2 separate regions of the Homo sapiens genome follow, and region 2 is linked to region 1. Evidence: read pairs that join two places in POLR2A ChIA-PET (ENCODE). Cell type or tissue: Panc1. All regions are shown on one strand. Links, peaks and the distances in the headings refer to the core of each region. The heading gives the core; the rest is flanking DNA.

What was found. ChIA-PET counts read pairs that join two places held together with the same protein. Peaks named below come from ENCODE experiments on the same cell type or tissue, not always from the same donor. Only the 100,000 strongest peaks of a DNase experiment are listed, where the experiment ranks them.
Region 2: POLR2A ChIA-PET joins it to region 1 with 6 read pairs; 3 of 35 experiments call an interaction of 5 or more read pairs at or near these places.

Annotation. Positions count from the first base shown.
Region 1 is chr15:92,731,834-92,734,754 of GRCh38, forward strand. It overlaps the pseudogene H2AZ2P1. Among named protein-coding and RNA genes, the nearest start is that of FAM174B, 78 kb to the left of the region's middle. In Panc1, for the core only: no CTCF peak of the experiment used is centred there; no DNase peak of the experiment used is centred there; H3K4me3 peaks cover 750 bases; H3K27ac peaks cover 824 bases.
Region 2 is chr15:92,377,476-92,380,396 of GRCh38, forward strand. No RefSeq gene overlaps it. Among named protein-coding and RNA genes, the nearest start is that of ST8SIA2, 15 kb to the right of the region's middle. In Panc1, for the core only: no CTCF peak of the experiment used is centred there; no DNase peak of the experiment used is centred there.

The sequences.
Region 1 (2,921 bases), core at 146-2,645:
GGTGGAAGGAGGAAGAGTGTTGAAAAACTCCTTATTGAGTACTATGCTCACTACCTGGGTGACAAGATCATTTGTACACCAAACTTCAGTGACATGCAATGTACCCATGTAACAAACCTGCACCTGTACCCCCTGAAACTAAAATAAAAGTTGAAAAAAATTTTTTTAAACAGTCCAACTAATGGTCCTGAAATAATTGGTTATCTGCATGAAAAAATGATGAACCCAGGCCAGGTGCACTGGCTCACACCTGTAATCCCAGCCCGTTGGGAGGCCGAGGTGGGTGGATCACCTGAGTTCAGGAGTTCGAGATCAGTCTGGCCAACATGGTGAAACCCCGTCTCTACTAAAAATACAAAAATTAGCTAGGCGTGGTGGTGCATGTCTGTAATCTCAGCTACTCAGGAGGCTGAGGCAGGAGAATCACTTGAACCTGGAGGCGGAGGTTGCAGTGAGCCGAGATCGCACCACTCTGCACTCCAGCCTGGGCAACAAGAGCAAAACTTCGTCTCAAAAAAATTAATAAATAAAATAATGAGACCGGGCACAGTGGCTCACACCTGTAATCCCAGCACTTTGGGAGGCCGAGGTGGGCAGACGACCTGAAGTTGGGAGTTCAAGACCAGCCTGACAAACATGGAGAAACCCTGTCTCTACTAAAAATACAAAATTAGCCTGGGCAACAAGAGCAAAACTCTGTCTCAAAAATAAATAAATAAAAATAAAATAAAATAATGAACCTTCCCTGTGACACACAATTTACCTACAAAACAAACCTGCACATGTACCCCTGAACCTAAAAGTTAAAAAAAAAAATGATAATGAACCTCAACACCTCAATAATATCCTCCAGCTGTAGCCATGTTGCTGCAAAGAGCATCTCACATTTATCTCACACTACACATAAAATTGAACTAGAAACTGATTATAAACCTTAAGAGTTCAAAGTAGAAAACTTCTTCAAGAAAATATAGAAAATCTTTGTGACTTTGTGTTAGCCAGGAATTTCTTAAATGGAACACAAAAAACATGAGCCAAACAACCACAACCCAAATGTCCATCAGTAGATGAATAGATAGACAAATTGTGGTATATCTGCACAATGGACTATTATTCAGCTATGAGAAAAATGATCTGGCTGGGAGAGATGGCTCACACCTGTAGTCCTAGCACTTTGGGAGGCTGAGGAAAGCGGATCACTTGAGGTCAGGAGTTCGAGACCAGCCTGGCCAACACGGTGAAACACTGTCTCTACTAAAAATACAAAAATTAGCCAGGCGTGGTGGCACGTGCCTGTAATCCCAGCTACTCAGGAGGCCGAGGCACAAGAATCGCTTGCACCCCAGAGGCGGAGGTTGCAGTGAGCTGAGATCGTGCCATTGCACTCCAAGCTGGGGGACAAGAGTGAAACTCTGTCTCAAAAAAAAAAAAAAAGGATCTAATAACTGATATATACTACAGCACAAATGAACCTTGAAAACATTATGCTGAGTAAAAGAAGCCAGGCATAAAAGCTCACATATTATATGATTCCTTTTATGATACTTCCAGAGTGAGCAAATCCATAGGCACAGAAAGCAGATTAGTAATTACTAGAGGATGGGAGAAAGGGGAAGTGGGAGTGATTACTTAATGCTTATGAGGTGTTTCTTTTGGGGTGTTGAAAAATTGTTAGAGGGTGCTGTTTGCACAATATTACAAATACTCTAGCTGCCACTGAATTCTACTCTTTAAAGGAGCTAATTATATGTTATCTGAATTTCACCTCACTTTATTTTTTTTTCACCACATGAAAAGGTACTTTTATCAAACTTCGAGTCTAAGAACGTACAAATGTTTCTTTTATCATGTCTACAGTAATTGTCTATGCTTTTCCATTTAACTGTTGTTAAAAATTCCACATATCCCCATTATTTCTTCTGTCCCAGTTCCAGTACAATGACGGGGAGGAAGAGGGTTGGTTAAAGCATCCCTCTAAGCAGTTTTCCGCTGTCCCTTCTTTCCAGTCAGAGATTTGTGGATGTGAGGGGATCACGCCACCCCCAGCTGTGGTAGCCTTGATAAGAGAATCCAACTCTTCATCACCACGGACTGCAAGCTGCCAGTGACGCGGAGTGATACGCTTTGCTTTGAGACCCTTAGAAGCATTACCTGCCAGCTCCAGCACCTCTGCAGTGAGGTACCCCGGAATCGCAGCCCTGTGCACGGCAGCAGTGGCACCCACCCTTCCATGGCTTGTGGTGCGAGTCTTCAAGTGTCTGTGGATGCGGCCCACAGGAAACTGTAGCCCAGCTCTCTGTGAGCGAGATACTGCCTTAGCCTTGGCCTTCCCACTGTCCTTTCCAGCTTTGCCTCCGGCCATGTTCTCGGCGCCGACTCCGCCTCCGCCTCCGCCCCGCCGCGCGCCCTCCCGCTGCCGACCCGCGCCGCCGCCGCCGCTCTCCTTCACCTCACTTTAAAAGAAAAGACAGAAGCCATTAAAAAATGAGAAAGCTGAGACTTAAGGAGAGATTTGAGAAGTTTTCCCATGGTCCCTCAGGGTTGTCTGACTTTAAATACACCCTTTTAACCACCGCCCTTGGCTGCCCCGGCCGCCTCACGAACGTAAGCAGAGCTCTCTCTGGGTTGAAGGAAGCTAGAGAATTTACATTCCCTGTATTTCCCAAGTTTTATATACTGAGCAAAAAAATATGTTCCTATAAACTCTTGAACATTACACCACATGACTGCGAAAAAAATGATTGTCTTGTAAATACTGGACAAGAGGCACCGAAGTGTTGTCCCTGACAAATGGATGACAAGCATTGAGTTTTCTGCCTTCTACTTTTCTGTATTATCCTGATTTAATAGTCATATTTAAAAGTTTATCATGAAAGAAAATAAGCTTGAAAACCATTTAAATTGAATAGGCTGCCTCAGAT
Region 2 (2,921 bases), core at 198-2,697, 350 kb before region 1:
CTTTCAGAGAACGCAACCTAGGATAATTGGTACTGGGGGTGGTTCAAGAAAGCAGGCTGGAGTTTCTGAGGAGGAGCACTGGCTGCCAGCTGGCAATGAGGACCCCATCACTGGTGGTGGGTGGAGCATGGACAGCCTCCGGCATGAGGTAGCAGTCCAGTTGTTAAAACTCTCAGCTTTGATGAGCTGGGATGGCACGACAATGGAAGACAATACATTTGATGGAGCAACTGACCACAAGTACGTACTGGGGTGGGACTATAGGACTATAACTATAAGGATAATGGCTTGAAAGGCTATTGTTAAGCACCACTGATATTCCAGAAAACGTTCCTGAAAAGCTACAATTGAAAGGCAAGTATGAAAGCCAGAGGACCTTCCTGGTACCTAACAAAGAGGCTTTCATGTCCTGCAGTGGGAGGACAGAGAAAGCTGAGGCCCAGGCTCAGGACTTCATAGTAAGAGCAGACAAACTCCAGAGAAGTTCAGTCCTCAACCAAAACAGCTCTGTTATGTTAAAGACAGGGTCCTGGAGTGGGAAAAATCAGGCCCACATTTTTGGAATGAGAATATCTAGGCAGATGCTTCTGGAATTTTGAATTCCCAGATTCCTCGGAATTCTCCACACCTGCAAAAAAAAAAAAAAAAAAAAAAAGTCCTAACCCTCCCTATGAAGGTCTAAGATTTAATGCAGAAGCTGCTTCCCCATTAGACAACATACAACCCTTTCAGGATTTGCCCCTGCCTCCTCTCCTGCCCATTAGGCCTGTAATAGGGCTAAGTCACAACATAACCAGTCTGTGGGCCTGTTACAGGAGGAAAGGAGCTATATCCCAAACAGGCTGTAAGCTCTAGCCATGATGTGCTAGCAGGAGGGGGGGTGTTTAATCAGTGACCATGGGTGTTCAATCAGTGGGGTGAGAACATGGCTCAGGCAGAGTATATTGATTTGGGAGCTCTCTCCCAAGATACACCTTGTCAAGAAGTCTGGGAAATGATGCAAACTTGCTACTATGATGGACCCTAGAAACACGGAACAAGTGACAGTTCATGCGAAGTGAAGTTGAAATACCAGAACTGCATGGCAGATGCTGCAGGAAGGGATTAAAAGGCTCTGCGAAGTAGGCATTCTGGAGTAAATATATCATGTGCAGCCAGAAGATACAACAGATGTTCCAATGTTCAACAGATGTGCTAAGAAAGACTCAAAGGAGATACCATTTTCTAAGGCCAGGAGTTAGGGGCACCAACATCACTAAGATGTTCAGAGGTGGCTGTCCCCGGTAAGAAGGGCTGATCTCCTTCCACTCAATGCTGCTTCTGCTCCCTCCTTTCCACAACTGTTGATAGCTAATAAACATCTTGTAACCCATACTTCATTCATCTCAGTGTCTACCTCCAGAGAACCCAACGTGTGCCAAAGAAAAAGAAAAAAAGAATGTGAATTAAAGTCACCTCAAATCACAACCCCCCACTACCACCATAAACATAGTGTGTCTTGAAGACATGATAGCTCTGTCATAAGAATATGAAATCAACCAAACAAATTGTAAACTGTTAAAGTCACCCTTCTGTTTATTCAATGACAATGTCAAAATCTCAACTTTTTCATCAGAATAAAATATAAAAGCCTGCCAGTACCATATGTAAGTGATCTTTAGCCCCCAAACATTTTAAGAATTCTACATTTATGCCTTCCAGACATAACAACGTCCAATATTTTGTAGTATCCAGACCTCTTGACCTGGGTGTCAATTCTCTCTTACCATGTAGCAAATTACCATCAACTTAGCAGCTTCAGACAACACGCACATTATCTCGTAGTAAGTGAGCATTGTCTTCAACTGGCCATGAATAAATTGTGTTATTTTCTTTACAGCCTCTTAAGAGGCTGCAATCAAAGTGTTGCCCTGGGCTGGAGTCTCATCTGAATGCTCAGCTAGGGAAGGATCCCTCTCCAAACTCACTCAGTGATTGTGAGCAGGATTCAGTTCCCCTCTGTGGGTTGTTGAACTGGAACCTCATTTTTCCAATGGCTGTTGGTGGCAAGCCACCCTCCTTTCCTTGCCATGAGGACCTTTTCCACGTGGAAGCTGCTTCATCAAAGTGAGCAAGCCAAGAAGACAATAGAGGGAGTCTCAGAGCAAGATGGAAGTCACCAAATCTGTAACCTCATCATGGAGTTGACATTTCCTCGATGTTGCAAAATTCTATCAGTTAGAAACAAATTATTCAAGGGAAAAAGATTACATAAAGCTGTGAATACCAGGAGAGAGATGTCATTGGGCACCATCTTAGAGGCTGCCCACCACATTAAATATGTGCATATTTATGTTCACAAAGGTGGAATTGTGCTGTTTGATAATCTTCAAATTTCTAAAATGCAAATGACTTTCTATATCCATAACAGTCGTCTGTATATCGTTGTTAATGGCTGCATAGTATTCCATTGAATCACTGTCATGATTTATTCACCAAGCCCTACTACTGAACATGAGATTTTTTTCCAGTTTTTATTTCTACAAGTGATGCTGTTATGCACATCCTTGTATCTAAACATTTCCACACTCATTTATATATTTTCTTGGGAAAGAATTCCTAGAGATGAGTGGCATTGTTGAGTTGGAAGACAATGCTCTTTTTAAAGACTTGTTACTTTATGAAATCTTTTTAATTGATCTCCAAATAAAGGACTTGTTAGATTGGCGAGAGCTCTCCCTTCCTCCCAGTGGTAAAGCATGCTTCTCTTTCCAGGGCATGCCTATGTGCAGGAGAAGCCAGCCTCCTTCTGGTGGGTCTGTATATTCCATTCTTACTATCAAATCACCCTACATAATGGGAACCCCATATAACAAGGCTTCTATTATATCACCAAATTGCCCTCAAGAGAAGTTGTTCCAATTTACCATGTTGTGAACAGT